Linked DNA regions of Mus musculus: regions 2 and 3 are each linked to region 1. Evidence: chromatin loops called from intact Hi-C (ENCODE). Cell type or tissue: heart. All regions are shown on one strand. Each heading gives the region's core, and the rest is flanking DNA. Links, peaks and the distances in the headings are about the cores only. Region 1 overlaps Gtf2e2 (general transcription factor II E, polypeptide 2 (beta subunit)). Region 2 overlaps Gm40487 (a long non-coding RNA gene). Region 3 overlaps Dctn6 (dynactin 6).

Region 1 (10,637 bases), core at 1,411-9,410:
CTCCACTGCTCTGCTTAGTAGTTAAGAGCACCAACACACATGCAGGCCAAATACCCATGCAAGAAATAAAAAAATAAAAAAGATAATTTTTTCCCCAAACTTTCAATCTAAAGCAAACAAATGGTGACTAAAGTGCATGTGAATACATGCAAGCGACTAATGCATTATTTCAAGAGTCAAAGTTCATACAGCCAGTCTGGCTACTGTTTGGTATGTTCCCACGCCTTCTACATGTGACACCCTACACCACCCCAGAACTCTACCAGGAAGAAGGTCTCTGAATAAACCTCTTTGCTTTATAATTCACCCAGTCTGTGACACTTCTTAATAAAAGACTAAGACAGCAATCTTAAGCTAAAAGGAGCAGAGTTGGAGGCAAGAGACAACAATGACCACAAACCACATTACAAAGCTACAGTAATCAAAACAGCATAAAAATAAAGAAGTGTCAACCTACAAAACAGAATAGAGTACAGAGAGGATTATCTTAATATCAGTTAAAGTAAATATCTCAATTGATTTTTAATAATGTAAAAGCAGAAAATGAAACAGTCTCTTTAATAATGTCTTGGGGAGTCAGTGTGGCCAGAGCGATAGCTCAGCAGTTAAGAGCACCAGCTGCTCTTCCAGAGGACCCTGGTTGGCACCCTCAGCACCCACATGGTGGCTTACTCACGCCATCTCTTAATTCCGGCTTTGGGATTAGGCTCTTTTCTGGCCTCTGCGGGTCCGAAGCACATAGGTGGCATACAGATATACATGCATGCAAAACATCCACACACACAAAACACAAAGTGTGCCAGAAAAATAATTGAATCTACAAGCAGGAAAGGCAGGCTCTTTATCTCATACTATGTGCAGCAGTCAACTGGATGTGGATTACAGACAGAAAGACACACACAGAGTTTTTAAGAGCTCTGCTGTAATTATCTGTTCCTCTGTAATGACTCTTTCTCTTCTTTCACTGTCTTCATCTTCAGTAGTTAGCAGTCTGAATAAACCAAGTCTGATGTTTTCCTCTTTCATTGGCTTGGAGAGGCATGACTTATCTCACGTGCTTAGATCCATCCTGGTTTGATGTCATTAATTCTAGAAAATTCTTGGCCACTGATATTCAACTTTCTCTTCCACCATCTCCTTCAGACTCAAATTATCCATGAAGATAATTGAAGACCATGTGATATTGTCCTACAGATCGTTAAAAATGTCCCCTTGGCTACTACGTCATGTGTCCTGAGAGGCTACTGGAGTTGCTCTTCAGCTCTGTCACCACACTTTCCATTAGATGTTCTTAGTGACATATTCCACTTCATCATACAGTTGGTCTGGCCTTTTCTACTACTTAGGTCAACATTAACCTTTATTTTAAATTCTGTGTTTAGCAGTTTATCTAGTAGTTAAATATCTGTGTCTTAAGAATTTGGTCTCATTACTGACCTGGTCTCAACAGTATAATATTTTCCTTTGTCTCTTTTTATGCATTTTTTTCCCAAGCAGGACATCCTCTGTGGCCAGCTGAAATCAGAGGTAATAGTCTGTATGCCTGGAAATGGGAACGCCTTTCCTTTGCCAAGCCTGCAGTGAGGCAATCTAATCAGGATGTACACTTGGTCAGCAACATCTTCTGCTATCGTTCACCATAATAAACTGGCTTCCAATTCTTTACGCCACTCCTTGTGTTCAGAACAGGGCCTGGTTTGTCCTAAGTGTTTTCCATGGCTGCTGCCCTCCAGGCTTGGGTTTCCCTGTTACACTGGCTCCCCTGTAGTCTGCCTGAGTGTTTTGGAACTTCACATTGCTAAGGGTATTTCGCCTGCATGTATGTTATGCATCATATGTGACCAAGGCAGTGGAGGCCATAAGGGCATCAGAGCCCCTAGAACCTGAGTTAGAGATGGGTGTGAGCCACCATGTAGATGGGTACTGGGAATCAAATCAAACCATGGGTTCTCCTAAAGAACAGCCTCAACCTTCACTGCAAGAATCTGGTGGAGCCGGGCGTGGTGGCCCACGCCTTTAATCCCAGCACTCGGGAGGTAGAGGCAGGGGGATTTCTGAGTTCGAGGCTAGCCTGGTCTACAGAGTGAGTTCCAGGACAGCCAGGGCTACACAGAGAAACCCTGTCTCGAAAAACCAAAAAAAAAAAAAAAAAAAAAAAAGAATCTGGTGGAGTCTATGGAGAAGGGCTTGGAGGTGGGGAATTTGAACCTCTGAATCCATACCAGCCTTGAGACCTATGTCTTCATACTAATCGGTGCAGTCTTCAGCAATACTTTCAAATTCTTAACTACATTCTTTTGATTAGTGCTCATTTTGTCTGTCTCAGGTAAGTGAGTATCCATACCTCGTCTTTTCTTGGGATACCTATTCATAGACTGCAGAGCAGACAGCTGTTCTGTAACCTCAGCTCCCTGATAGACTAAGAAGGTCCTAAATTTTCAGATTCCTGGCACTGGCATAATGGTAGGATCTAAGAGGGAGTTAGAAGTTCCCAACTACCTAACAGCCAGGGTTTTTTTAAGATTCACTTTTTAAATGATCAGTATATGTATCTATGTGTGTGCATGCACATACAGATTTATACATGTTTGCAGGCAGGCATGCATGCATGCGGGCATTTGCTTGCAGAGTCCAGAAGTGGATGTCTGATCCCCTGAAACTGGAAGAAGCTACAAGCACTTTGGAGGTACCTGCTGGGATTGCTGAGAACTGAACTTGGGTTCTCTACAAGAGGAATCGGTGTTCTTCACAGCTAAATCCTCTCTCCAGCCCTTAAAAGCCAAACTTTAAGACAATGTGATGATTCTGCCTACATGAGATGAATATATAGCATTCACTTACAAGTAATGACAGATCAAACAATATCTTTTTAGTTCCAATAAAGCACACAAAATAACTTTTACATTTTACTATTGTTATTTTGTTTTTAATTATTTCAGTTGTTATAAGAAGTATGGTGCACACCTTTAATCCCAGCACTCGGGAGGCAGAGTCAGGCGGATCTCTGAGTTCCAGGACAGCCAGGACTATACAGAGAAACCCTGTCTTGAAAAATAAAAAAGTATACTATACAAAATAATAGTTCTGGCATTAGACCAAAATTTCCTTTATTCTAGTTTACCAACATATGAAAAACGTGTTTTTGCGTATTAACCCATCTGTGTATATATGTATGTGTGTATTTATGTGTGTGTGTGTGTTATCTGTGTAAACAAAAGGGAAAGAAGCTGTGTTCATAATATCACTTATTCACTGGCTAATTTCATTCCAGAGACTTCTTACTATGCTTCTGTTGGTGACACTGTAAAATTTAAATTCTCTGAAAACAAACTGCTTGACCTGCCTTTTTATTTGATATGTGCAAAAGTTTGTATGCTGCCAAGGGGTGATGGCACATGCCTTTAATCCCAGCACTCGGGAGGCAGTGGCTGATGGATCTCTGTGAGTTCAAGACCAGGCTAAGCCTACAGAATAAGTGACAGACAAACAAACAAAGGGAAAAAAAGCTTGAATGCTAAAGATTTCTTATTACACAGTCACAGAGGCATTCCCTACAAGAATAGCACTAGCCATGGTGTGACAAATGAATCTGTTCATTAACACAGGACCTCAAAATATATGCTGTCCTGGCTAGTTTATGTCAACTTGACACTAACTAAAAACGAGGGAACCTCATTTCTAGGGACAAAATGCATTCATAAGATCCATCTGCAGGACATTATCTTAATTAGTGATTGGAGGAGGAAGGCCTAGCCCATTGTGGTGCTAGCCCTGAGCTATTTTTTCTGGGTGTGGTAAGAAAGCAAGCGACTCCTTCCATGCTTGAGCCCCTGTGCTAATCCCCTTCTATGATGAACAGTTCTATGTGTTCTATGTAAGTAGAAACCCTTTCCTCCCAGCCTGCTCTGGTCATGGTGGTGGAGCAACAGTAACTCAACCTCAGATAAATACTGCTCATGCACCAAAACAAAACTCAACTCTCCCGCTATAGCATGGCTAATAAATCATTTCCAGAGAACATTTCCTGACTTCTCTGTCCTGAATTTACCTACTTTTTTCTCCCGCCCTCCCTCCCTTCCTTTCTCTCTTTTGGCAGTGCTAATGACCAATCCCAGAGCCTTGCATATACCAGGCAAGGATTCTACCATTGAGCTGTATTACACTATGTTGTGCTTTAAACCAAGGTCTGGGTATATAACTCGGCCTGCTCTGAGGCTCTCAAGCCTGTTGCCTCAACCTCCCACGTGCTGAAATTACAGGCATGTACCACACTCAGCATTATAAAAAAATAAAACATTTTTATTGTTTTGCCTTTCTTTAGCCTAATGCTGTTACAAGATGTGTTATCAATGAAACTATACAGATATTTTATAGCTACTCAAATATTTAAGATGAACATTAGATCACAAATTTCAGTAGTATTTGAGAGGACCCCAAATTTAATTGATTTTTAACATATTTGAGAATACAAACTGTTCAATAATGGTGCAAAGTGGGATAAACTTTTTTTTTCCTTTTTAAGATTTATTTATTTATTATCTGTAAGTACACTGTAGCTGTCTTCAGACACACCAGAAGAGGGCATCAGATCTCATTACAGGTGGTTGTGAGCCACCATGTGGTTGCTGGGATTTGAACTCAGGACCTTCGGGAGAGCAGTCGGTGCTCTTAACCGCTGAGCCATCTCACCAGCCCGGGAAAAACTTTTTAAGTTTATAAAACATGTCTAATAAACTACAAATTAAAAACCAAGGTAATTTTGGTTACTTTGCTGTTTTTGTCATTGTTTTTTTCCCAGAGTATCTCTCTCTGTAGCCTGGCTGTCCTGGGACTTTGTGGATCAGGGTAATCTCAAACTCAGAGATCCCACCTATCTCTGCCTCTCAAGTGGGGGGGTCAAAGGTGTGTACTACCATACCCAGCTGAACCTTTATTTTCTCTAATATTGTCAAGTTGCTTAAAAAAAAAAAAAAATAGGTTGGATACACTATAACCCTGGAACTAGACTGAACTCAGGAACAGACCAAAGTGGAAACAGTGAAACTGTTACCTCAGATAGATAAGCTGGTGGTTAGGTAGACAGTCCCAGACACAACCCTCACTGATGGCCTGACACACCTCTGGTTATGCCTGTGAAAGCATTTCTGAAACAAAGGTGTTCTGTTTTGCTGTTACTGTGATAAACACTGACTGAATCCAACTCAAGGAGGAAGCGTTTATTTCAGCTTACAGGTTACAGTCCAACCAAGTGGGAAGCCAAGGCTGTGAGTTCCAGGACAGAGAGGGTTATGTAGACAGATCCTGTCTCAAACAAACAAACAAACAAACAAACAAACAAACAAACTGGCCATATGTATACATGACACCAAGCTTCACTCATAAAAGCATATGGCTAGACAGACAGACAGACAGACAGACAGACAGAGACAGACACAAGAAAACTGTCAATCGGCGTAAAAATTGCGCTAAAATACATGCATGTCACCAAACCATCAAAATATAATGCTCTGGGGACGTCATGTTGTGGCAGAAAATGTGCCCAGCATGCCAAAGGCCCTAGGTCCATCCACAGCACCACAAAAATAAAACTAGATAATCACTTAAAAGAGCAACAGAGTGCAAAGTAAAGACTCAACAACGATAGCTGCTAGAAGAATCCGAGAACTCTAGGAATAAAGATAAAACATTTAAGCTTCTAAAACCAACTACCAGCAATGAGGAGATCGTCCCATACAGGGATTCTCATCAGAAATACCAAGAGCCACTAAACGATGTAGCTGTAGAAGAGAGTTGCAAATACAGCCCAGACTTCTAAAATCCATCTACTTCTTTCCTATTTAGCTAGTCAAATCCAAAACTACAAAACCCTGAGTTAGGATAACAAGCGGCCAGATAGGTGGACTAAGCCTCTTAGATACTATATTTTCAATACTACTGCTAGCAGCTAGCAATTTCTATGTACTAATTAGGAACCAGATTCCTTTCTATTTAATTATCATAAACTCACAAGGTAAAAATCCCCAGTTTCCAGGGAAAGGAGATCTTATCGAAGCTATAGATTTAATTCCTTGGACTGTTCTCTTACATTCTCTTGACCACCAACATTTATATTATATCTAAATTAGTAAGAGTCTGGTTTAAGGAAATAAATGTCCTTTTGAAATTAAATGCATGCTTTAGTTTAAATATTCTGTTTACTTCTTAATTAAGAAAATCCCTACAGAACAAACAATAGGACACGTGCTTTTATTATAGACAAAACTAAGGGTGATCTTTCACTTGCTTGTCCATTCAAGAGCATTTCTGCTCTACTGGAGACTGACACCTAGTGGGCTAAAACAAACATCACCATTGATGCCACCATATCAAAGACAAACATCACAATGAGCCATGACTGAGGGTAGAAGGACACAGGGCTAGGGCTTGAACTCAGAGCCTCATATATGCTAGGCAAACACTACTACAATACCCCAGCTCCAAAACCTGTAGATTTTCAATTGGCCTTACATGGAAATACATATTTACATCATAAACAAAAACTTTTTCAAATTAATTTTACATCGGTGATTTATACCGATATCTACTAAAAACTCATGTTATCCTCAGGGCTCTTGTCCATGACTGTTCCCTACAATGTCTCTTGAGCATTCTACGATTATAAAATTATCATGCAACATGTTACACCATACAGATGTTTGACTTACAATGAATGGGTTACATCCTGATAAACTCATTGGTAAGTTGAACATACAAACTAAAATACACCTAAGCTACTGAATAGCACACTTAGCAAACTGTGGTTCTCACATCACTGCCTATAAGGTCAAAAAAAACGATATTCACTGAGTGTACTAAATAATTGAACCCATGAACATATCTCAATCCATTTTCTTTTTTATAAATATTAACTGAATCTTTAACCCACTCTTCACGCAGAACAGTCTGTCCCCCAAGGAACATTTGGTAATATACAGAGGCAGCTATGGCCTCACACCATGGGGAAGCTGTGTCTCTGACAGTTAAACCAGCCAGAAATGCTGATAAAGGTTCTATATTGCACTGAACAACCCTCTACAACAACAACAACAAAAATTTTAGCCTCAAATGTTAATGCTACCAAAGTTGAAAATTCTGCTCCCATCATCTTTCCTGGAAGGTATTAATTACTGAAAAATATCAGTTTATATTAAATGGAGTTTATAATACAATACTGTTCACAACTATTTTGTGTTGTTTTAATTCTTCATTTTCTACGTTGTATACTGTATATAGAATAGCTTGCTATTGTAAATCACAGAAAAGGTACACTTTTCACCTTCTAGAACTTGACCAAGAATTGTGAACGGCTGAAGGAAATCACAAGTTACAGCACATATGCCGCCCAGGCATCAAACATCTACTGGTTACCTATAGCTATCAGGTATCATATATGTGGAGTCATGGTGACTCCACATTTAAGTTGACAGTTATTTCATTTATATTTTGTTGCAGGCATTAACTATGCCTGATTACTTATTAATATTTAAAGAAAAAAGTTAAATATAATCATTTACATTGCATTTAGGGTATTCTACTGACTTTTAAACTAATTATATATTAGAAGTTTATACTGGAGCTCAAGAGATGACTCAGTAGTTAGGAGCAGTGACTGCTCTTCCAGAAGACTAAAGTTTGATTCCCAGCACCCACACGGCAGCTCATAGCTGAGACTCCAGTGCGAGGAAACCCAAAGCCACCTTCTAGTCTCCACAGGAAACATGCAGATATGTGATAAAGACAAAACACCCACACACATAAAATTAAAAATAGGGCTGGTGAGATGGCTCAGTGGGTAAGAGCACCCGACTGCTCTTCCAAAGGTCAGGAGTTCAAATCCCAGCAACCACATGGTGGCTCACAACCATCCGTAACAGGATCTGACGCCCTCTTCTGGAGTGTCTGAGGACAGCTACAGTGTACTTACATATAATGAATAAATAAATCTTTAAAAAAAAAATAAAATAAAATAAAATTAAATTAAATTAAAAATATTTTTTAAAAAGCTTATATGTTTATTTAAATTTCAGATGAATAAGAGTAACAAAATGGCTGTCATAAAAAGACAATTTACTAAATCTGATTAAGCAAACATCATTAGACGAGACCCAGCAGGTGTCTCTGCACCATCAGACACACGGACATGCTCCTGGCTGCCTGCATGTGGCTCCGGTTTCAGCTGACCTCATCTATTTTCACAGAGATCACCTATGAACTCCACCCACCTTCCCCCTTAAACAAGCATGGCAAAACACTTATGTCTTTGCTAGTGTACGGACTGTGTAAAATTTTTAGATGTGTATCGTCTTCTTCAGAATGTAAGCTTCAGGGCTGGTGAGATGGCACACTGTACCCCAAGCCTGATTGCCTGAGTTCAGCTGTGAGGACCCACATGTGTGAAGCAGAGAACTGACCCCTACAAGCAGTCCTCCACATGTGTGCCACGGAGGGCACGTTGCCACACAGTAGATAAACAAATGTTAAGAAGAAATGAATAAACCCCTTAGTGCAATGCCTTCAATTAATGACTACAGCACACAGAACAAATTATTTAGTAGGTTTACAAATAAGCATTCAGAGACTAAAGCAAAAACCCAGAACCTGTCAAAAACAGAAAAGTTTGTAGAAAGCCTGGTGTGATGGCATATACCTTTTATCCCAGCACTTTAGGAAGCTTTAAGTCCAGCCTGATCTACAAAGCCAGGGATAGAGTGAGGCTACACGACCAGAATAGCACTGTGAGATGCTTGTATCAAAAAAAAAAGTTGGGCCAGGCGTGGTGGTGCACACCTTTAATCCCAGCACCTGGGAGGCAGAAGCAGGTAGATTTCTGAGTTCGAGGCCAGCCAGCCTGGTCTACAAAGTGAGTCCCAGGACAGCCAGGGCTACAGAGAAAACCAAAAAAGTTTGGTAGAGAGTAAGAGAAAAAAAATTGTACAGTTTTCAAAATAAAGGAAGGGTAGGATGCCCATAAAAGACAAATATAAAATGGCACTAGAACTGATTAAAAATCTTAAAGAGGGGCTGAAGAGACAGGAGGTGGTTGAGAATACTAGCTGCTCTTTGAGAAGACTTAGGTTCAATTCCCAGCACCCACATGGTGGTTTACAGGGTATCCAACTCCCTCTTCTGGCCTCCTCCAGCACCAGGCAGGCACTTGGTGAACAGATATATATCTAGGCAAAATATCCATACACATAAAATTGTCTTAAAAGTTAAGGATAGGGGCTGGAGACATGGCTCAGTGGGTAAGAGCACTGACTCCTCTTCCGAAGGTCCTGAGTTCAAATCCCAGAAACCACATGGTGGCACACAACCATCCATAATGAGATCTGACGTCCTCTTCTGGTGTGTCTGAAGTCAGGTACAGTGTACTCACATATAATAAATAAATTAATTTTTTAAAAAAAGCTAAGGAGAACCATAGCCACCCACAATAGAAATGTCTCAAACAAGAAGATACAAGTGAAAGTAAAAGCCAGGCAAAAAAAGGTGTCCAGCATATAAAGGGGAAAGAGTTATGACAAGTGAGCTGAGCTACAGATAGATAAAATCTAAGAACTGGACAGCAGTAAAATAACACAATGCAACTGAGAGGAACACTGTATGAGTATGAACATAATCCTTAAGCTATTATCATTCAAGAACATGCACAGGTTTAAAACTGCATGAAAATATATAACACATCAATTACACAAGTACTGAAGGAAATCAACAACTATTAAAACTGTGTGAAACTTCAATGTCTGATTAATCATTGTTCAGAGTAAATAGTCAAATTTTTAACAGGTAGCAAGTGATCTGACAGATTATATGTTGTTAAAGTAAAACAACAAGAAGCAATAAAAGTCAAATAATAGTTTGACAAAGAATTGAGGAAGCCATACCAAGTATAAAAAGTTGGCAATTAAGAAGCAGAATAACAGAGAAAATTAAAAAGGTTCTAGAAGCCATCTTCTGCAAATCTGTTGCCATTAAATGTAAGGAGCGGGTGTAGCGGCTACCGCCGCTGCCCCAAGATGGCACCCCGACAGCTGCCAGGTCTTATGACCTACACCTGACTTTCTCATTACCTCAGACATAGCCACATCCCAGCCGCCTGCACAGCGCAGATGCCATGCCTCGTCAGCTCGCGTGAACCAATGGACTGCCGTTACGTGACTGGGGTGACTGGGAGGAGTCAGTAGGGTATTTAAGGCGCGCCCCGGGGTTGTTAGAGGGGATTGTTGTTCCTGCATTGCAATGCTAAGTGTTCTGAATAAACCTGCTTGAAGAAGGTCGACGTGGTGTTGGGTGGATGCGACAATTAAAGATGTAATTTGTAAATAAATTATTTTGAAAGAAAGCACATTTAGTGTGGCTGACACATAAAACAGAAAATTAGAAAAATAAATAAAATAAATACAGTTAAAGAAGACACTAACAATCCCGTCAACGAGAAGGCAACCAATCCAGTATATCTTACGGAACTCTTTCAAGTATGCAAGGAACCTAATACTCTAACAAAACAACAGAAGGCAAGGTGAGCAGGAAAGAACCTAGACGTGACAGATCTGAAGTAGAAATCTGAGCAATGGGTCCGGAGAAATGTTTCTATCATT
Region 2 (10,637 bases), core at 1,781-9,780, 300 kb before region 1:
TTTGTTTATAGCCAGAGAAAGCTGGCTCACACCAGATGAAGGCACAGAGATACATGCAGAATCCAGTGTGAAAGCAGAAGAGACTGGAACACTAACCTATAGGCCACAGGACACCCGGGATCACCAGCCTCTCCCAAGGCCAGGAAAGTGCAGGGAGCAGTGTCCTGCTCTGAACCCTGCAAAAGGACCAACCTGCAAAAGACATCTTCCTTTTCTACATCCAGACTCTAGACCAGACCTATGAGCTAGTACGTTTCAGTTGTTTTAAGCCACCCAGCTTGTGATGGTTTATTATAACAGCCCTAGGAAATCAAATGCAATGAGCCATGCCCTCAGCTGACTCCTGTTCAGGCTGACCTCTGAGGAAAACAAAGAGAGAAAAGGGAGAAAGCTGTGGCTGGGTCAGTGACAAGGGATTCACAGAGTCTGTTGGAGAAGTACTCAGCAAGGGGCAGGGCCAACCACAGGTGACTGATGTCAGTTCCCAGCTGGGTTCTCCTCCTGAAGGCCATTTCCTCTGGTTGGAGAGAGGGCCATAGTGATGACTTCCTTCCCTGTTATCTGGGTCCATGCTATTTCCAGAAGTTCTGAGTTATCGTTCACCAGGATAAGCAAGCCTTTAACACACAAATCTCTAGTTTGAGACAACACTGGTTTCAAAACTTTGGCTGCAGCAGGATAAATAACATCACTGGGGCTGGAGAGATGGCTCAACGGTTAGGGGTACTGACTGCTCTTCCAGAGGACCCTGGTTCAATTCCCAGCACCCACATGGCAGCTCACAACTGTCTGTAACTCCAAGATCTGACAACCTCACACAGACATACATGCAGGCAAAAACATACCAATATGCATAAAATAAATTATTTTTAAAAATTTAAACTCATCACTTTCCTCACTTTAAGTCATTTGTAATTAATTTTCTTTGGAAACACACACACCTAACTTTAACAATGGCTGCTCTATATATTTTCCATTTTCTCTAAAGTGAGCAAGTATTTCTTTTACAGTGGGAACACTGCTATGAAATCTCCTGTAAAGGAGGGTCAGACACAAACACACACACACACACACACACAGGCACACACACACAAAACGTGACTGGGTAGACAGATTCCTCTCAGAGAGAAGTGAGGCTGACGAGGAGAATACGATATTAGAAATAGCTCTTGAGGACTGGAGAGATGGCTCAGTGGTTCAGAACACTGACTGCTCTTCCAGAGGCCCTGAGTTCAATTCCCAGCAACCATATGGTGGCTCAAACCATCTGTAATGGGATCTGCTGCCTTCTTCTGGTGTGTCTGAAGAGAGCACAGTGTACTCACATACATAAAATAAATAGATAAATCTTTAAAAAAAAAAGAAATATCTTTTTAAGGGCATCTTTCATCTCAACACCCAGGAAGCAGAGATAGGAGAATCTCTGTGAGTTTGAGGCAACCCTAGTCTTTAGAGATGAGTCAGGGATGCATAGTGAGACTGTGTCTCAAAAGGAGGAGGGGGAAGAGGAAGAGGAAGAGGAGGAGGAGGAGGAAGAGAGGAGAAAAAAAGAGCAAACTCGGTAGCACACATCTTTAATTCCAGCACTCAGGAGGCTGAGGCAGGAGATCTGTGGATTTCTGAGCTTCACTGGGTCGGGAACTCAGGAATGGGGTAGTAAGATGATTCTGACTTGAGCCATCTCAGGAGGCTGCATGTGAAGCATCTATGAGTTGGAGGCCAGCCTGGTCTACAGAGTGAGTTCCAGGTCATCCAGAGCTACATAGTAAGACCCTGTCTTGAAAAAAGAAAGAAATTAGAGAGAGAGAGAAGAGAGAATGAGAGAAGAAGAGGAAAGGGGAGGGGAGGGGAGGGAGGAGAGGAGAGGAGAGGAGAGGAGAGGAGAGGAGAGGAGAGGAGAGGAGAGGAGAGGAGAGGAGAGGAGAGGAGAGGAGAGGAGAGGAGAGGACTTTCCAGTGTATGTGACCTGGAGACCTCTCTGGTCCAAGGCACTATTATTTAAAGGCACCACAGGATCTTAAAATAAATGTGGTCAGGGCTTTATTCCCTTTGTGTTATAGAGGGTAGAGTCTTAAAAAGAGTTTTGTAGTGAGAACTTTGGTTTCTTTGGAAAAAAAACAAAACCACAGGAAGATTATGGGAATATGTCTCCATTTTAATCCCAGATGTGGGACGTGGGGCTGCTTCAGACTGCTCACAGCAGCTGACTGTGATTTGCCTCGTGCTCTAGCAGAGGCGTGATTTTTGCCAGCTGCAGACAGTTTCTGCGATCGTGTGATATTTGGAATGCTGGGGACTCTTCAGAGGGTATATAAACGCTAGAGCCCTGAGTGGTGGGTTGTTGGTTGGCTGCAGTTTGTTAAGTAACTGTGAGCAAAGAAGAAACAAGAAGAAATTAGATATCCTGCCCTTGAAGATCAAACTTGCCCCAATGAACTGGACACCCTTAGTCAGCAGGAAGTAGTCTAACAATAGCGTTGCCCCCTTCTCCCTTATCCTTTTTTTCTCTTCCATCTAGCCTCAGGAGGTTGAAAGGCTGGAAAAGGGGTGGTGAAAGGTGGAAGAAAGAAGAACCCACAAAGTAGCAGAAAGTCCGGCTACAGAACTCAATGATTTTTGTTACAACTCTAGAGTCTGGATAACAAGAGAAACCATCTCTCAGACTTCCCTTGAACTTCAAATGGGAAGTAAGGAAGGCTGTGAGCAGTGTATAGCATCTGTAGTTCTCCATAAAAATGCAGACTGTACCTTCGGGGTGACACCTTCAGTGTCTGCTGAAGATCCCCGCAGTGACTCTGCATCATTTATCTCATAGTAAAACCTCAGTTTTTCAGGCCTCAGACAGCAGTCTGCCTTTCATCTGAGCTTCTCTGGGTAGGGAACTCTTGGCAAGATGGATCTGACTTGAGCCCTCTCGGGAGGCTCATGGTGAAGCATGAACCAGGTCTGGAGGATCTGCTTCCAAAGTGACTCCTCCAGGTGGCTGGCAGCTGACGCTAGCTGGGGGTCAGGAGGCATCTCCTCAGGACTGGCTTCCTCCAAAACGACTGACCCGAGAACAAGCATGATGCTTGACTTAATGTCATAACTTGTTGATAGGGACCCCTGGGTACCCTTTTGGAAGCTGGCTGCCAATCTCTCCTCAGGATGAAGTCACGATTATAGCATTATCAACAGATCCTTGGTTGGTTGCCAGGCAACAAGCCTTGGGGGCTGGGCATATTCAACACCCTAGTACCAACTTTCTGAATCCAGAAGGTGAAGCATCCAAAATATACCTGGCTGCATAGAGACCTGTTAGAAATGAACCAAGAAGTCAGAAAACCCTGACAAACACTCCACCCCAATTCAACACTTAGCCACATCTGATCTATATGCTGTGGTATGCACAAATCTTGGGTCTATTGGTCTACTTTTGAATTAAGCTTTATAAGAAGGAAATCCAAATCCTTCATAGAAATACAGAAAATACCCTCACGGTCTGTCTTAGTTAGGGTTTTACTGCTTTGAACAGACACAATGACCAAGGCAAGTCTTATAAAAAACAGCATTTAATTGGTGCTGGCTTACAGATTCAGAGGTTCAGTCCATTACCATCAAAGTGGGAGCATGGCAGTATCCAGGCAGGCATGGCACAGGAGAAACTGAGAGTTCTATGTCTTCATCCAAAGGCTGCTAGTGTAAGACTGACTTCCAGTCAACTAGGGTGAGGATCTTATACCCACACCCACAGTGACACACCCATTCCAACCAGGTCACACCTATTCCAACAAGGCCACACCTTCAGATGGTGCCACTCCCTGGTCCAAGGATATACAAACCGTCACACGGTCCTTCCCAGTCAACCTCCAACTCCATTCACATATTCACACACTGAATCAAGAGCCACTGTCCTGACATCTCCCTGTTGCAGGATTTAACAAGTCCTAGGGATTTGTCTAAGTTAGGGTTTTCGTTGCTGTGAACAGACACCAGGACCAAGGCAAGTCTTATAAAGGACAACATTTAATTGGGGCTGGCTTACAGGTTCAGTGGTCCCATCCATTATCATCAAGGTGGGAGCAGGCATGGTCCAGGCAGGCATGGTACAGGAGGAGCTGAGAGATCTACATCTTCATCTGAAGGCTGCTAGCAGAAGACTGGCTTCCAAGCAGCTAGGATGAGGGTCTTAAAGCCCACACCCTCAGTGACACACCTGCTCCAACAGGGTCACACCTTCTAATAGTGCCACTCCCTGGGCAGAGCATATACAATCACAGGATTCAAATAAACAAAGTCATACAGTATAAGCTTATTGTCTTTTTAAATCCCTATCTCTAATAGGGAGCCCATGTTCATATTCTCCCTGAACAGTCTCTAGAAGAGGGCAGGTGCACATCAAAAAAAAAAAAATAGTGCTGGTGTCTGAGCATACAGGATCAGTTGATCTGGCCTTGAGGATACAGGATCAGTTGCTCCAGCCTTGACGCTTCCTCATCTTGCTCTCCTTCACATGCACCCTTCCCCTCTTCTCTGGATATCATTGCTTCCCATACCTAGAAGCCTGGCATCATAGATAGTTGGTAACAACACCTTCTGCTTCTTTCTCCAGCAGCCAGAGCCAAAGAAACAGAAAAGACCACATACTTTTCAGTGTGCAAAGAGAGAAAGCCCCAGTGACTGGCTTGGGGTGAATCCATCTTCCATCAGGAATATCCTACAAGCCTTTCACAAGCCCTCTGTCTCCAGGTATGAGCCCTTCTGAATAGCTCAGGCTAGACTTGAGCTCTATAGCCCAGCCTGTCTTCAAAGCTACTATCTTCATGCCTCAGCCTCCTGAGTTCTGGGCTACACAGTCCAAGTCTAGACTGGGCCACCTATTGAGATCCACTGTCCTTGGTGGAGTTCTGATGCTTAGTCGAAACACCATGACCGAAAAGCAAGTTGGGGAGGAAAGGGTTTATTTAGCTTACACTTCCACTCTGTAGTCCATCATTGAAGGAAGTCCAGACAGGAACTCAAATGAGACAGAAACCTGGAGGCAAGAGCTGACGCAGAGGCCATGGAGGGACGCTGCTTACTGGCTTGCTCAGTTTGCTTTCTTACAGATCCCAGAATCACAGCCCAGGGATGGCCCCACCCACAAATGGCTGAGCCCTCACTATCAATCACTGCTTAAGAAAATGCCTTACAGGTTTTCCTATCTGATGGAGGACTTTTGTTAACTGAGGTCCCCTCCTCTCAGATGACTTTAGCTTGTCTCAAGTTTATGTAAAACTATGCAGCACATATGAGTGTTCTGCCTCACCGGGCATGGTGGTGCACGCCTTTAATCCCAGCACTCGGGAGGCAGAGGCAGGTGGATTTCTGAATTGGAGGCCAACCTGGTCTACAGAGTGAGTTCCAGGACAGCCAGGGCTACACAGAGAAACCCTGCCTCGAAAAACCAAAAACCGAAAAAAAAAAAAAAAAAAAAAAAAAAAAGAGTGCCCAGGGCCTCAAGAGGAGGAAAAAAGACAGAGTCAGACACCTTGAAACTGGAGTTGAAGTCACTCCGTGAATGCTGGGAATTAAACCCCAGTCCTTTGAAAGAGCAGTGAGCGCTCTTAACCACTGAGCCATCTCTCCAGCCACTCTGAGAGTTACCAGGCTGGTTTTTAGAAGCATCTCCCCCATCCCCAAAACTGAAGAAGAGCCCTGCCGCTGCCCTGGGATGCCTTCTTCTAGTCTGAGGAGATTCTGATTCTTGACAATGCTTTGAGAGAGTTTGTGAACGAAAGTGTTTTGTTACAGCCGGGTGTGGGTCCAGCACTTGGGAGGCAGAGGCAGGCAGATTTCTGAATTCGAGGCCAGCCTGGTCTACAGAGTGAGTTCCAAGACAGCCAGGGCTACACAGAGAAACCCTGTCTCGAAAAAGAAAACAAAACTAAACTAAAAAAAGAAAAAAGAAAAAAAAGAAAGAAAGTTTTTTGTTTATTTTTCAGCTTTCATTTTTTTTCTTTTTTTTTTTTTAAAGATTTATTTATTGATTATATGTAAGTACACTGTAGCTGTCTTCAGACACTCCAGAAGAGGGTGCTAGATCTCGTTACAGATGGTTGTGAGCCACCATGTGGTTGCTGGGATTTGAACTCTAGACCTTTGGAAGAGCAGTCGGGTGCTCTTACCTGCTGAGCCATCTCACCAGCCCTCATTTTTTTTTCTTAATCAAATAACTCAACAATGTCATGACTAACTCCACTGATAGAAATGAGAGAGAGAGAGGGAGAGGGAGAGAGAGAGAGAGAGAGAGAGAGAGAGAGAGGCCAAGCTGTGGAAACAGATAAGGAAATGACAGGAGGAGAGAAGAGAAAGGACCAGAGAGACATCTTACGGCTTGACATGATCAAAGGACAGAAACACATCTATAAAAAGGAGAAACTGGACCCCGAGCTTCAATCAACCTTCTAGAGCAAAACCAGATCCTGAGCCATCCCTCCTCCATTGGAGGAGGGCTGCTTCAGCACCGCCGCCACCGTGGCCGGCCCAGAGCACTTCTCTGTTATTGTTAGTCGTCGTCTGTCCCCCCCCCCGACCCCCCCCCCCCGGCTGTGTCTATCGTTGTTGGGTTTTAGTGCTTCCTAAGTGTGGATTCAGATTTTTAACAGCTGCTTCCTTGATCTCTAAAAAGTGAAGACATTTTTGGCTGAACAGTTTGACTGATTCAAGCTGCAGAATTCCAAACGGCCAGCAGGGGTCAATCAACTAACGTGATATTTTCCCCCCTAACTTTTAAAAAAAAAAAAAAGTTCCATGGAATCTAGGTGGCAGCAATGGAAGTCCTCCTTCACCTGCGCTTGCTTCACGGGCTGTTCAGAGATGTTCTAACATAGTCTTTCTTTCCTTCCATTCATCTTTCCTTTCTTTCTTCCGTCTTTTTTTTTTTTTTTTTTTTTTTGCCATGCTGGGATCAAACTAAGGGCCTGCCTCCTACCTATATGCCAGGCAAACACTCTACTTCCAAGACTACAGCCCATTCCATCACTCACTTTTTACCGCCTGTCTCTTCCCTCCCTTCCAGCCCAGCACCCATTGAATTATCAAAGGCTCCTTGAACACTTCTCATCTATAAGATGCTATGTTTGATGTTTGGGGTATGGAGACAAAAAGGGGACCAGTGATTTCTTCTCTGCTCTAGAGAACTGTCTCCTGTTTGGCCGCAAGGCTAGATGGCTAGAGTAAAGCATTGGTAACATGGCTACGATCCCAACTCTTGGCTTGAAGAAGACGCAACTGACCAGAGCTGAGTGGTCCAGGCTGCTGGCGCTGTTGAGCTCCTTTGGGTCATTTAGGGACGTGGCTCCTTCCCATCATGTTGCATCACAGTTCCTAGGATGTTGTTCTTGGCTGAGTGGTCAAAGCTGGGTCATGACCACCTTATATTTGGTCCAGAAAAAGGGGAAGAGAAAAAGCAGACAGCAAACTGTTTCCCCTTAAGCAATAAGCATGGATGTCACGCTTATCTCTTCTATCCATAAACTAGGGTGGGGACCTAGTCATATGTTTGGCCTTGGCCACAAGGAAGTCTGGGAAATGTAGTCATTTGTTAGGTTGTGATATGCCTAAGGTGTTATTAGTAGTAGGGAATAGCTAGTATCTTATCAGGAACCTCTCCTTCCCTCCCCACTTTCTCTGACTCACAAAGAAAACAAAAAAACAAAAAAATCTTCATATCTTTTTTTTTAAAGATTTATCTATTTATTATATGAAGGTGCACTGTTGCTGTCTTCAGACACCCCAGAAGAGGGCACCAGATCCCATTACAGATGGTTGTGAGCCACCATATGGTTGCTGGGATTTGAACTCAGGACCTCTGGAAGAGCAGTCAGTGCTCTTAACCGCTGAGCCATCCCTCCAGCCCCTTTCATATCTTTTGATACTGCTACCAATTGTAACTTCACCGTCACCATTTAGAAACCGTCGTTCATAGGAACTGGTGGCGAATAGAATATCCTTCAGGGGCTGGTGAGATGGCTCAGTGGGTAAGGGCACCCGACTGCTCTTCCGAAGGTCCGAAGTTCAAATCCCAGCAACCACATGGTGGCTCACAACCACCCGTAATGAGATCTGATGCCCTCTTCAGGTGTATCTGAAGACAACTACAGTGTACTTACATATAATAAATAAATAAATCTTTAAAAAAAAAATTAAAAAAAAAAAAAAAAAAAAAAGAATATCCTTCAGAAGTTTACTGTGAACACCACTTTACTCCCAAGATGCATGCTGCTACCGCCCCTCCAAGGGTAACAAGTCTCACCATGACAACTAAGATGATTAATTCCCAGTAAAATGAGACCCGGACTAGAGATTACTTTCTGTGCATGAGAATGTGACATTTGAGTTGACTCTTTGAAGCATGATTAGAAGCCAGTCAGGTGGAAAAGGAGGAAGAACATTCCAGAGTGCGAACAATCTGTGCAGAGCCCTGTAGCCATGGAGGGTCAACTGCATGCATTATGCAGGGTGAGTCTGGATAGGGAGGCAAGCAGGAAATGGAAGAAAATAAGACTATGCCAGATCTACATTCCAAACTGGAGAATTAGATTTTGCCTTGCTGGGCAAACGCTTTGGCCTATTTCCCCTCGGTGTGTGTGTGTGTGTGTGTGTGTGTGTGTGTGTGTGTGTGTGTGTGTTTTCTTGTTTGTGTTCTCTCTCTCTCTCTCTCTCTCTCTCTCTCTCTCTCTCTCTCTCTCTCTCTCTCTCTCTCTCCTTGTCTGTTCAAGTACACTCACCCATGAGTGTGCTTTTGCAAACCAGAGATCAAGTGTCTTTATTGTTCTCCTCCCGACCTTTTGAGTTAGTCTCCCTCTAAACCTGGAGCTTACCTCTCAGATTAGTAAACTTTGAGGAACCGGCTGTCTATACCAGTGCCTTTCAACCTGCTGGTCATGACTCCCTGGGGTCAGATATCAGATATTTACATTTCAATTCATAGCAATAGCAAATTACAGTTATGAAGTAGCGACGTAATAATGTTATGGTTGGAGGTCACCACAGCATGAGGAACTGTATGAAAGGGCCGCAGCATTAGGAAGGCCGAGAACCACTAGCTATACTCTCCTGACACTAGGGTTACAAATTCTGGCTTTGCTCTCATATGGACCATGCTGCGACTCAAATTCAGGTCCTCGTGCTTGTGTGGCGATCTGTTTACTACCCGGCCATCTTCCCTGGTCCCCATCTTTCCAGTCTCAAGCCTCTCTGTCACTTTAGGGTTAGCTTGTGTGTCTGGCTCTGATGAGTGGCTCCCAATTTTCTGGCATCGCTGAGGATGGCCCAGGAAAGCCTCGAGAGATCAAATTCCCCTCAGGAATTCGCGAGTGGAACTGTTACTCACCTGAACCGCCACGGGCAGCTTAGAAAGCTAATTTGGTCAGGAGTAGTTTTTGTTTTTTTTAAACGACCACAGGCTGAGGCAGGTGTGCAGAGGGAACCGGAATGAGCCAGAAAGGCCTCTTTGGAGTCCATCCCGGTCTCCAGTTCCAGGATGCAGTTCCTTCCCGAGGCTGAGGCACATTTTCCACTTCAAGAGTCCTCCTTATCATCCTCTGTAGCTTCAGCTCCCAGAGCCGGTCATGCCCTGAAAAAAAGTTGAAAATGTTAATTGGAACATTCCAAAAACAATTTACAAATTTTAAACAGCCCACGGGGGAGGATCATGGCTCGGGAGATCACGTGCTTCCTGTGTAGGCAGTGGATCTGGGTTCAGATCCCCCTATACAAAAAAACAGGTGTGGGAAGGGCTGGAGAGACTGCTCGGTGGTTACGAGTACAGACAGCTCTTGCAGGGGACTTTGCTTCCAGCACTCACGTAGAGCGGACTTACAACCAACTGCAACTCCACTTCCAGATGTGACACCCTCAGGCACGCACGTTGGCTACATACATACATGCAGGCAAAACACTCATATAAAACAAGAAATGAATAAATCTCTAAAAAAAAAAGAAAAAAAGAAAAAAAAAGTGGGCTGGAGAGATGGCTCAGTGGTTAAGAACACTGCCTGCTCTTCCAGAGGTCCTGAGTTCAAATCCCAGCAACCACATGGTGGCTCACAACCATCTGTAATGGGATCTGCTGCCCTCTTCTGGTGTGTCTGGAGACAGCTACAGTGTACTTATATATAATAAATAAAATCTTTAAAAAGAAAATGAGAAGTAGGAAGGAAGCAAGAAAAAATATGGTGTGATGGCACACTCCTGTAATCCCAGCACTGGTGGGGTGGAGAGAGGCAAGTCCCTGGAGTCTTCTGGCCAGTCAGTTTAGCTAATTGATGACTTCATCAAAAAGACCTCAAAAAAACAAGTCAGAGGGGCTGGAGAGATGGCTCAGCGGTTAAGAGCACCGATTGCTCTTCCAGAGGTCCTGAGTTTAATTCCCAGCAACCACATGGTGGCTCACAACTATCTGGAATGTCTGAAGACAGCTACAGTGTTCTCATATACATAAAATAAATAAATCTTTAAAAAAAAAAAAAAAGCCGGGTGGTGGTGGCACACGCCTTTAATCCCAGCACTTGGGAGAAAGAGGCAGGTGGATTTCTGAGTTCGAGGCCAGCCTGGTCTACAAAGTGAGTTCCAGGACAGCCAGGGCTACACAGAGAAACCCTGTCTCAAAAAAA
Region 3 (10,637 bases), core at 1,101-9,100, 330 kb before region 1:
CCAATGGTTTCTTGGTTTGGTTTGGTTTGGTTTTGGGTCTTGAGACAGGATCTCAGTATGGAGTCCTGGCTGGCCTCGAACTCACGAAGATCCAGCTGCCTCTGCTTCTGAGTATGGGATTAAAGTGTGCATCATGAGGCCTGACAATAGTTTCTTCAATGGGGGGGATGTGGAGAATGCCATTTTCCCTGGAATAAGTCGAGGCTTCCAGCCAGTGGCCTGTCTTACGAGACCAGTGAAGACCATGCCACTATGGCGGAACTTCGTTTAAAACGTGACCTGTTGAGTGACTATAAGCTGACAGGATGTGGAAGATGATTGGTTCTTTTCTGTGCTCTTAACTTTTGTCTTCACTGCAAACTTTGCATGAGGAGATCGCAAGCCATGATTTCTCCTGCATGTCACAGTGTCCTCCATTTCTCGCCACCTGCAGAGTGTATGTGGCTCTCATCACCACTCAGGAGGAACACAAGCTCACAGCTGTTCTGTAAGTAGAAGAAAAGGCAGACTAAAGTCATATGTGCCCTTAACTAGGAACACTTCCCTTGGGTTCCTTCCTCTTTCTCATTTTAAGTAGTTTATGATATGTGCTATATAGTACATCTATAGAGAGGATAGATATACCCACAGCATTAGCACACAGATGTATACTTGAAATGGCCTTACAGAAGCTTGCGGAAACTGTCAGAACACAAAAGGGAAGAATGGTTGTGATGGGCTCATCACAGCTTTAAAGGGATTCAGGCTGTGGCAGCTGGAAAGGCCTGAGGGTGAGAGCTCCCCTCAGGGTATAACACTGCCTTATCTGCACTCAGGAGACAAAGTGGCCAGGACTAGGAACGGCAAGGCTCAGCCTCTTACAGATTTCCCCAGACTGTAAGACAGTGCTGCCAGCGAGCCCATACAGGACTTTTCACACTCAGAGCCCACAATGGCCCCTGCCTAGGGCTCTGCTCTAGCACCTACCCCTCTTGTTCCTCTGGCTTTCTTGTCTTCCTCCCCTCCCTACATGCTGGAATTATGTAGGCAAAGATAGTATTTAGTTTATTATTTTAATAATTTCATTTTTTTCACGTGTATGGGTGTTTTTGCCTGCATGTATGTATCTATGTGTTTCAAATGCGCATAGTACTAGCTGAGGGCAAAGGAGAGCTCCCAGCTTCCCTACAACTGGAGTTATCAATAGCTGTGAGCGGCCGTGTGGGTGCTGGGAATTGAACCTGTGGAAGAACAGCCAGTGTTCTTAATCACTGAGCCATCTCTCCAGCCCCCACATGCACTTTCAGTCTGGCATTTGACCACTAGCTGATACTATACAGCTAGAATATTAAATCTGTAATGGTATGCCATTAAAGAGTTTTTTGTGATAGATTTATAACATACAGTCTCACTATATAACTCCTACCTCCTATGTGCTAGGATTAAAGGCATGTGCTACCGTGCCCAGCCTTATGAAGTGGTTAAAAAATTGTTTTACTAATCCTTTGAGAATTTCATAGAACATGTTTTGGTTATGTTCACACCTACTCCCTCAGAAGTGATAGAGAAAATCTTTAGGGAAAAAAAGCTGGAATGATTTGCTGTTTATCGACAGAGTGGCTTGCTTTATGCATAGTGTGTGTGTGTGTGTGTGTGTGTGTGTGTGTGTGTGTGTGTGTGTGTATTTCCTATACACATATAGTGATGCTCGGCATCAGATATGCACTAAGCATGCAGTGAACATGCTTACATTTATCTTAGAAACAGTTTCATTTTAAAAGCAAGGAAGGGGGCTGGAGAGATGGCTCAGCGGTTAAGAGCACTGACTGCTCTTCCAGAGGTCCTGGGTTCAATTCCCAGCAACCACATGATGGCTCACAACCATCTGTAATGGGATCCAATGCCCCCTTCTGGTGTGACTGAAGACAGCAGCAGTGTACTCATATAAATAAAAATAAATAAATCTTTAAAAATAAACAAGCAAGGAAAAGATGCAGGAGAGGGATGCAGTTATGCGGTGTTTGTCTCCCCGTTTTTATCTTATGATTGTTGTAAGTGTTTATCTCTCCTAACCCCAAACTTTATGCTTCTTTAATTGTGTATATAAAGAAGTGGTTTTTCCCAGACTTTGGGCTTAGATAATTATTTCTGTCACTGTTGCACTTAGCATAAAATATCTTCACTTTTTGGCAAGTATTTATTTTTCTGAAATAACACCTCGGATGTAAACCCTCCTCCTTTATAAACACTATTATAAAGTTTAATCAGAGCCAAGTTACCTGGTTCCAGCTCTCCGACCATGTCTTGCTTTTCCATGTCAAGCTTTTCTTTGGTTTTGCTCGGGTTCCTGGAGTAATAGTTGTAAATCATTCCTGTTGTCTATGCAGTTGGCAGTTGGAACTTGATAAACTACTCCCCAGAGAGTTGGGGAGCAGTAAACAGAAGTGTATGGGGTGCCCCACAGACGTGTGTGCTCCACAGAAGTATGTGAGGTGCTCCACAGGAGTGTGTGAGGTGCTCCAAGAAGTGTGTGAGTGCTCCACAGAAGTGTATGTGGGTGCTCCATCGAAGTGTGTGAGTGTTCCACAGAAGGGTGTGAGTGCTCCAAGAAGTGTGTGTGGGTGCTTCACAGAAATGTGTGAAGTGCTCCACAGGAGTGTGAGTGCTCCAAGAAGTGTGTGTGGGTGCTCCACAGAAATGTGTGAGGTGCTCCACAGGAGTGTGTGAGTGCTCCACAGAAGTGTATGTGGGTGCTCCATAGAAGTGTGTGAGTGCTCCACAGAAGGGTGTGAGTGCTCCAAGAAGTGTGTGTGGGTGTTCCACAGAAATGTGTGAGGTGCTCTACAGAAGTATGTGAGTGCTCCAAGAAGTGTGGGTGGGTACTCCACAGAAGTGTGTGAGGTGCTCCACAGGAGTGTGTGAGTGCTCCAAGAAGTGTGGGTGGGTACTCCACAGAAGTGTGTGAGGTGCTCCACAGGAGTGTGTGAGTGCTCCAAGAAGTGTGTGTGGGTGCTCAATCTAAGGACTGCCCATCTTTTTACACTTTTATTAGTTTGAAGAGGGCAGGGTTTTCTTTTCCTGTGTTTCAAGTTATTTGAACCTTACACTGGATCTGTGGTTTTCTAGAAATTGATTTATTTGTTCTAACAGTGAGGCTGACTAGAAGTATGAAGCCAGGTGTGTGTTCTGTCAGGGCTGCCTACATCCTACTGTCTCAGAATGGGGGTGTGTGGGTGGGGCTGTGACAGAGGGGCTGTTGCAGGGGGTAAATCATAGAAGTCCAGCCCTGGGGAGGCACACCGCCACTGGAAGGTGCTCAGACTGAGTCCTGCTCATTTTCATAGGATCAGACTTGTTTTCTATTAGACTGTTACAAAGTACTTTCTGTAAATCCTCCCTCTGAGAGTTGGCTGGCATGTAACGTGAGGAAGGCCCCAGGGGAGCCCCGGCCCACGAGCTTGTGAGGACAGACCCCCATGGCACAAGAGGAGCAGCCCGGGCACAGTGGGACACTCCCACCTGACCCTGTGAAGTCCAGGGTGGCCTTGAACTTCTCACCAGCAGAGCTCACCCCAACCCAGAGCCTCTGCTGGGGTCAAGGGAGTGGTGTAATTTTAAAAAGAAAGAGCTTGGGTTTATTTGTTGACATATGAAAATGTATGCAGAGCTTGCAAAGGTGAAGAGCGCCCTTTACCAAATGAGGGGAAAGAGGCATGATGCAGGAATGTCCTCTTGGCAGGGCTCTGGAAGCCCAGCCAGCGGTTTAGAAAAATAACTCATACGCCAGTTAAGGGAGCTCTGACTCCAGACACATTTGTCCAAACAAGGAGATAAGGCAGAGAGGCTTTCAGCACACTCAGTAAGAAAGTATACAAACCGCCCTGCCAGGAGCCGCGCCAAGAAGGTCCACGCGGAGTCAAGTGGGAAAGGGGACTTGGCATGGGGACTTGTTTTTAAAGAGCATTTTAGCTTTAAGACCCCTACACATGGCCTAAGTCAGACTCGTTCTAGGTAGAAGGTTTGTGGCACCCAGGAGGAGATTGTCTGGTAGGTGTCATGCCGCCCGCCGCTAAGGCTGCCCGGAAGGCCAGGCCCCCTGTCCCAGGCCTGCAGTGTGAAACTGCACACAGCTGTGCCTTCTTCCTGTTCTCCACACCACACTCTTAGCTGTCACATGTGCTCTGTGCTAGCCTCACTCGAGGGGCTGTGCAGTTTCTTGCGCACCCCCTCCCACTGCCTCCCCAACTTGCTTTCATCTCTCAACTCAAAGCAGATTGGCTTCCCTCTCTATTTCAGTCCCTGTGGGCCACAACCTGCAGTTGGGGCAGGATGCCAGCAGGTGGCAGTAGTGTCAAAACCAAAGGCCTCACCTAAGCTGTCCATGTGCTAGCTCCAAGAGAGCATCCCTGACATTTATACTCAGTTCTCCAGTTACCAGTTCTATTAGTAACTCACGATTAACAAATAATAATGACAGCAAGAAAACATCCGCTTAAACTGTTCAGATGCCGGGCAACAGAGAGTCAGAGGCAGATGCACCTCTGAATTTGGGGCAGCCAGGACTACATAGAGAGACCCTTACTCAAAAAAATACTCATTCTGATTTGATTTTGTTATGTAATAACTTTGTTTCATTTTACTTGTTTTGTTTTTGGTTTTTATGGTTTTTGTTTGTTTGTTTGTTTTGAGACAGAGTGTCATGTAGCCCAGGCTAGCCTCCAACTGGTTGTGAAGTCCAGGATGGCCTTGAACTTCAGATCTTCTTTCCCCCGCCTAAGTGTTGGGATTGCAGGTGGCACCACAATGCCAAACTGTGTTTTGTAAATAGAAGGGTGGTATGTGTGTGTGTGTGTGTGTGTGCGCACACACGTCAAGGCCAGGGACAACCTCAGGTGCCACTCAAGCATCCACCATCTGTGACGTTATAGAACTCAGCAAGTGTCTCCAGGGAGCCCTTTGTCATGGATTTTTAAAGAAAAAGTAGCATTGTCATTTGTTTTCAGAGGTACACGGAAGAGGAATGTTAAAAAAGAAAGACAGGCCACCAGTGCCAGGGGCTCCTAGTCTTCAGAATACATCCTTAGGTGGGCTTCTCACAAATTGTGCTTGTCACAGCTCCAACTTAAGGGTCAGCAGGAGGCCTGGTGCCTCTGGCTGCTTACCCAGCTCTGACCAGAGGTCTGCTGCCTGTCATGGCTCCAATGATCTCCATGTCCCACTTAATCCCTTACCAAGCAGAAGGCTCTCCTGTAGTTAAAAGCTGTTACCATGACACCTGAGGAAAGGAGAAAGCAGGCCCTGCTCTGTCCTCAGGCCTAAACTACCCACTTTGCTCAGTTTTCAGGAATTCTGAGCTCTTCGTGACACAGTAACCTTGTCGTTTTTAATGTCTTCCTGTATATATTGTGTGCATCCAAGAGCATGGTCAGGGGTCAGGGTCAGGAGTGGGTTCCAGCGTGTGGGTCTCGGGGATAGAATTTGGTTCACTAAGCTTGGCAGCAGTGGCTTTCCTTGCTGGGCTGTCCTGTCAGCCCCTGAATCTCTCCTTCAGAACTGCAGGTCAGATCCTGTGACATCTCTTTCAAACAGTGTTTCTTGTAACCCACGTTTCCCGTCCTGTTACAGATGTGGAAACAGCCCTTGAGAGAACATAAGCACACACATTGCCTATATGTGATAGAGACCAGAGTCTAGACTTTCTAGACTAGGATGGGTACAGGCTGGGGCTCTAATTACAAAGACCCTAACTTAGACTGTGGCCCTTGGAGTATTTTGAAACAAAATAGAAATCCGTATTGAGTGAGCTGTAGGTCTCCTTGGGCTTTTACCACTGGAGGGTGTAGAACTTGTTATCTCAGAAGAACCCAGGACTGGTGATGGCATTGCTGAGCACCTGGAGCCTGTGATGCCTAAGTGGCCATGCTGAGGAATGAGGTAGGTAAATGACAGTGTATTGATGAAATGTGAGATGCGCTGTAGCCATAAAGTGTTCGAATGCTTTTCTCCGAGTTTTATTTTCAAGCTTCTTACTGATTTTGTATGTGCTGGTGTTTATAGGTCTCAAGTATGCCACAGTGTTTAGTCTGTAGTAGCTTTTCCCTGCACTTAGACAGTCAGGCCCGTAAGGAGTAGGACTCACAGACAGGCCCCACCATTCTGTGCTTGCTTTATTTTAATTTTTAGTCGTGATTGTTTATTTATTTTATACTATTTGTGTGTGGGCATGTATCTATACTATACATATATGTGGGGGTGGGGTGGGTGTATTGAGAATATTCTCTCCCAAATAGCAAGGCTACTTGTACAGTCTCATACGCCTGTGTGCTTTGGGACTCCATGCCCTGTTTTGGGCCCCTACTCTCTTTATCAGTTCCCTTGGTTCTTTATCTCAGGAAAAGAATGAGCTGCACTGAGAGCCCATCCAGAGCCCCGCTGCTCACCTTGGAGGCTTCGGATCTGTTGGGGATTGGTTCTAATTGTGAATCTGTGTGTCCAAACGCTGAAGGTCCTTGTCCCCAATTGGTTTTTGACTGATCAGTAAAGAACCAATGGCCAAGCTTGGCAGGTAGACTGAGGTAAGACTTTTAGAGTTGTGTGGGCTAGGAGAAAACAAAGAACAAAGATGGCTATGACAGGGAAGAAGAAAGACCAGACCTAAAGGCCTGGACACGTGAGAATCAGGGAGAGTGGCCACATGAGCCACTTCCCCAATTGTGTTTGGGGTAGCAGAGATGAAATATAGGTTTTAAAAGATTTCAACACAGAAATACCAGAGGGGGGTGTTTGCTAGCAGCAGGAAGGATAAGAACTGCCCAGTCATTAAGCTAGTCAAGGCATATTAAAATTACCTGGTGTGTGTGTGTTTCATTCGAGAATCCAGATAGCTCTTGGGCGGGTATGTACATGTGATCGATCCGTCAGGAACATTAAGCAGTTTAACTATGGCTACGCGTATCTGTTTCATAGAATTGGGTGGGAGTTGGTGCACTAAGTAATCCCAGTTGTCAGGACAACTTCAAAGGGGCAGAGATAGCCTGTGTTCTGTGTTCGGGGCGTGTGTGTGTGTGTGTGTGTGTGTGTGTGTGTGTGTGTGTGTGTGTGTAAGAGACGTTGGCACTAGGAATCCCATGCAGGGCCTTGCACACACCACCTATGCTCACGCTCACCAACTGAGCTGCTCCTGCTCCCGCTCCCGCTCCTGCAGTCTGTTTATTCCTCTGTTGCCCTTTAACATAGAGTGTTGCATCTTGCCTTTTATAAGCAGATAGTGACTGTTTATATACCACAGATTAACAGTTTATAACACAGAATCCTGGAAAGTGACACCTCTGCCCCCTTGATCCTTCCGTCCACCTTCCTTTCTGAGGGAGTTACTTCTCATCACTGTGTACAAATAAAAATAGCGTTGAGTGACCCAGCACTCGGGCTAGGCAGAGTCCAACAGCAGGAGATAGAGTGGGATCCTTCTTTAGAAAACAAAACAAAAACAGAAAGAAAAAATAGCTTCAATCCTACGATAAGAGTAGGTGGGTGTGTGGGTGGAGGAAGGTGTTTTCTCATCAGTGGGAGGTGGGCGTGTGGCCACTTCCTCCAGAGCCACCCAGTTCTCAGAAGCTGTCCTCCTTGTGCCCTTAGATTGAGACTGAGCTGTCTCAGGTCAGTGTCACGGCTCAGCACCCACCTCTGGCTCCTCTTGCCTCCCTCCCCTTAGGTATGAGAACTGTGCTTATCATGCCCTGCCTGCTTGCAGTTGCTACACACACTCAGATGATACAAAGAGGCTGAAGGCGGGCGGACTCTGTGTTTCCTGACTTCTGTGCACCTGTTTTTCTTAATCACATAGAAGCGCTCGCTGCGTTATAAGCAGTGTCAGGCCCGTCTGAAAGCAAGGACAAGAATTAGTGTTATCTCTGCCCACGTACCACACACTGTCTCCACACTCTGAGGTCACAGGCGGTTGGATGGAGGCTGAGCTGTCCGCTCTGCCATGTGTGCCCTTTCACTTCCCTCGGCTGTAGGTCTGGCACTAACTGCTGCTGATAACAGCCGGAGATAGTACCTGTACGGTACTCAGCACGGTGCCTGGCACGGCCTTAGAAAAGGTTCCTCCCCAAGCTTCCCCCACCTCCCTCACCTCCCACCTCCTGCTGGAAGTGCAGCCTGCCCTGATCATCTCCTCTCCCCTGCTCTGCTGCACAGGCCCGAGGACGGTGATCCACCCTAAAGCACGAATTATCGCGGAGGCCGGGCCAATAATCATCGGTGAAGGAAACCTGATAGAAGAGCAGGCCCTCATCATAAATGCGTGAGTAAGACTGTGCTCCAAACTGGACGGCACGGGGAAGGTTTCCCAACATCGGCCGCTGCCCAGGAGCCTCTTACAGCTTAGCTCAGGAACGAGTATTCTTTCTGAGCAAGAGAAGGGGGAGGTTTGAGGCCTGGTTAGCATTAAGTACATGAGAGACACAGAAACCAAACCAGAAAACACTGAGAAAAACACACACACACACACACACACCAGCCCTGGGTCTGGTGATCTCCCAGTGGGATACTTGGATCCATCAGCAAACCTGTAATGGTTTCCTGATCCCATCCAACATCCCTGTGTTGTGCTTACCATACCTACTACTGTTTTGGTTGGATTTCTTTTGATGTCTGTATGTGAATTTAACTCTGTTTTGCCATATTCCACATGGGAAGCATCCAGAATTATATTCACAAGTATGGGATCCTTGTAGCAATTTGTAAACTTTAAAGAGAACAATGTGAGAAACTGTTAATGTATACCTTTGTGCACTGAGCTACAATACCCAGGATATTTTCGAAAGCATGTATAAATTTTTCTAGATAAAATTTTGGCAAGAAATTTAAGCTTTTACCTAATTTGTAGCAACAACGTATGGAATTTGTGTGGGAAAATATTTAGCTGTGATAAAAGGGCTGATTTGTCTGACACTTACACAGGACGTGTGGGAGTTTCTGACGGTGTGAATCCATCTTTCCCAGTATTACTATCCTCCATCTTTGGCACCTTGGTTGTGAGATCATTCATAGCAGCCTGTGAATCAGCAGAGATCAGCTGTCAGCTAAAGCTCTGCTCTAAGAGGACAGCTTTATCGTCCACATATGTCACTAAATACCCATCGCTCCGAAGAGCGGTTTCCATTTCGCAGTTGCAAATGGTTATTACAAATGGAAAAATTCCACGTTAGGCCTGATTTTGATCCTTCTCTAGCAGGCTAAAAGTATATTTATTGTTTGGGGGTTTGCTGTTGTGTTTTACATTGTCCTAGAGAACTGTCCTCTGAACATAATTTTTCTTTTATTGGATATTTTTTTTATTTACATTTCAAATGTGATCCCTTCTCCAGGTCTCCCCTCCAGAAACCCCCTCTCCCATCCCCCCTCCCCCTGCCTCTATAAGGGTGCTCCCCCACCCACCCACTCCCGCCTTCCCACCCTGGCATTCCCCTACACTGGGAAATGTCCTCTGAAGTTAGAATTTAAGAAATAAAGGAAGGCTAGAGAAGTGGCTTGACAGTTAGCACCTCTTGCTGTCCTTGTGGAGTCCTTGAGTTCCTGTCTCTTCACTCACACAGGGCAGCTCGCAGTGGCGTCAACTCCAGGAGGTCTGATAGATTCCCCGTCCCAGTTCTCTCTCTCTCTCTGAGACAGGATCTCTCTGTAGCCCTGGCTGTCCTGGAACTCACTTCGTAGACCAGGCTGGCCTCTAACTCAATCATCTGCCTCCCTCTGCCTTCCTAGGATTAAAGGTGTGACACCTTCTTCTGAGGTTGTTTCGTTCTTGTGACTTCTCACATTTCTGTAGTTATGTTCAACTTAGGACCTAGCCTTTCCCAGCACAGAGGGGATGTGGAGCAGTTATTCCCCTGGCTCAGGACCTAACCATGCATCTTAAGCTAGGATAGCCATGCATCTAAGCTAGGATAGCCATGCATCTAAGCTAGGATAGCCATGCATCTAAGCTAGGATAGCCATGCATCTGAGCTAGGATAGCCATGCATCTAAGCTAGGATAGCCATGCATCTGAGCTAGGATAGCCATGCATCTAAGCTAGGATAGCCATGCATCTGAGCTAGGATAGCCATGCATCTAAGCTAGGATAGCCATGCATCTAAGCTAGGATAGCCATGCATCTAAGCTAGGATAGCCATGCATCTGAGCTTGGTGCAGGTAAAACTGAGACAGCTGATTCAGATTCTGTTTTGTTTTGGTTTTTTGGTTTTTTTGGGGGGGGGGTTGGGGGGCTTGTTTGGTTGGTTGGTTGGTTTTGGTTTTTTCAGGACAGGGTTTCTCTGTGTAGTCTTGGCTGTCCTGGAACTCACTCTGTAGACCAGGCTGGCCTCGAACTCAGAAATCTGCCTGTCTCTGCCTCTGTCTCTGAGTGCTGGGATTAAAGGCGTGCGCCACCACGCCCGGCTTGATTCAGATTCTGAAAGGGGATGACAGCTGCTTACCGTGTCACTGGCCTTTGGTGATTCTCGTCTCTTCTCTTTATAGTCATCCGGATAACATCATCCCAGATACTGAAGATACAGAGCCCAAACCTATGATTATTGGCACCAACAACGTATTTGAAGTGGGCTGTCGTATCCTTTGCCTCAGATCACCTCCAGATTTGGTGCCTAGACTGCTCC

Evidence for each region. Peaks named below come from ENCODE experiments on the same cell type or tissue, not always from the same donor. Only the 100,000 strongest peaks of a DNase experiment are listed, where the experiment ranks them.
Region 2: it touches region 1 in a loop (8-fold over the local background); 14 of 42 quality-filtered maps call a loop at or near these places.
Region 3: a loop joins it to region 1, with 8 times the contacts of the local background. A loop is called at or near these places in 6 of 42 quality-filtered maps.

Annotation. Positions count from the first base shown.
Region 1 is chr8:33,764,317-33,774,953 of GRCm38, reverse strand. All of the region lies in intron 6 of Gtf2e2 (general transcription factor II E, polypeptide 2 (beta subunit)), which reads right to left. Among named protein-coding and RNA genes, the nearest start is that of Smim18, 22 kb to the right of the region's middle. In heart, for the core only: CTCF peaks have their summits at 6,330 (motif pointing left) and 7,935 (motif pointing left); a DNase peak (open chromatin) is centred at 1,743.
Region 2 is chr8:34,062,225-34,072,861 of GRCm38, reverse strand. Gm40487 (a long non-coding RNA gene) reads right to left here. Exons shown (of 3, transcript XR_870314.2): 2 at 9,356-9,598; 3 at 8,291-8,487. Among named protein-coding and RNA genes, the nearest start is that of Gm40486, 12 kb to the right of the region's middle. In heart, for the core only: CTCF peaks have their summits at 6,711 (motif pointing right) and 7,760 (motif pointing right); DNase peaks (open chromatin) are centred at 6,751, 7,321 and 9,461; H3K4me3 peaks cover 398 bases; H3K27ac peaks cover 2,115 bases.
Region 3 is chr8:34,094,836-34,105,472 of GRCm38, reverse strand. Dctn6 (dynactin 6) reads left to right here. Exons shown (of 7, transcript NM_011722.4): 3 at 8,179-8,284; 4 at 10,501-10,589. Among named protein-coding and RNA genes, the nearest start is that of Dctn6, 8.6 kb to the left of the region's middle. In heart, for the core only: a CTCF peak has its summit at 4,306 (motif pointing right); DNase peaks (open chromatin) are centred at 3,452, 3,822, 4,262 and 8,080; H3K4me3 peaks cover 1,357 bases; H3K27ac peaks cover 5,302 bases.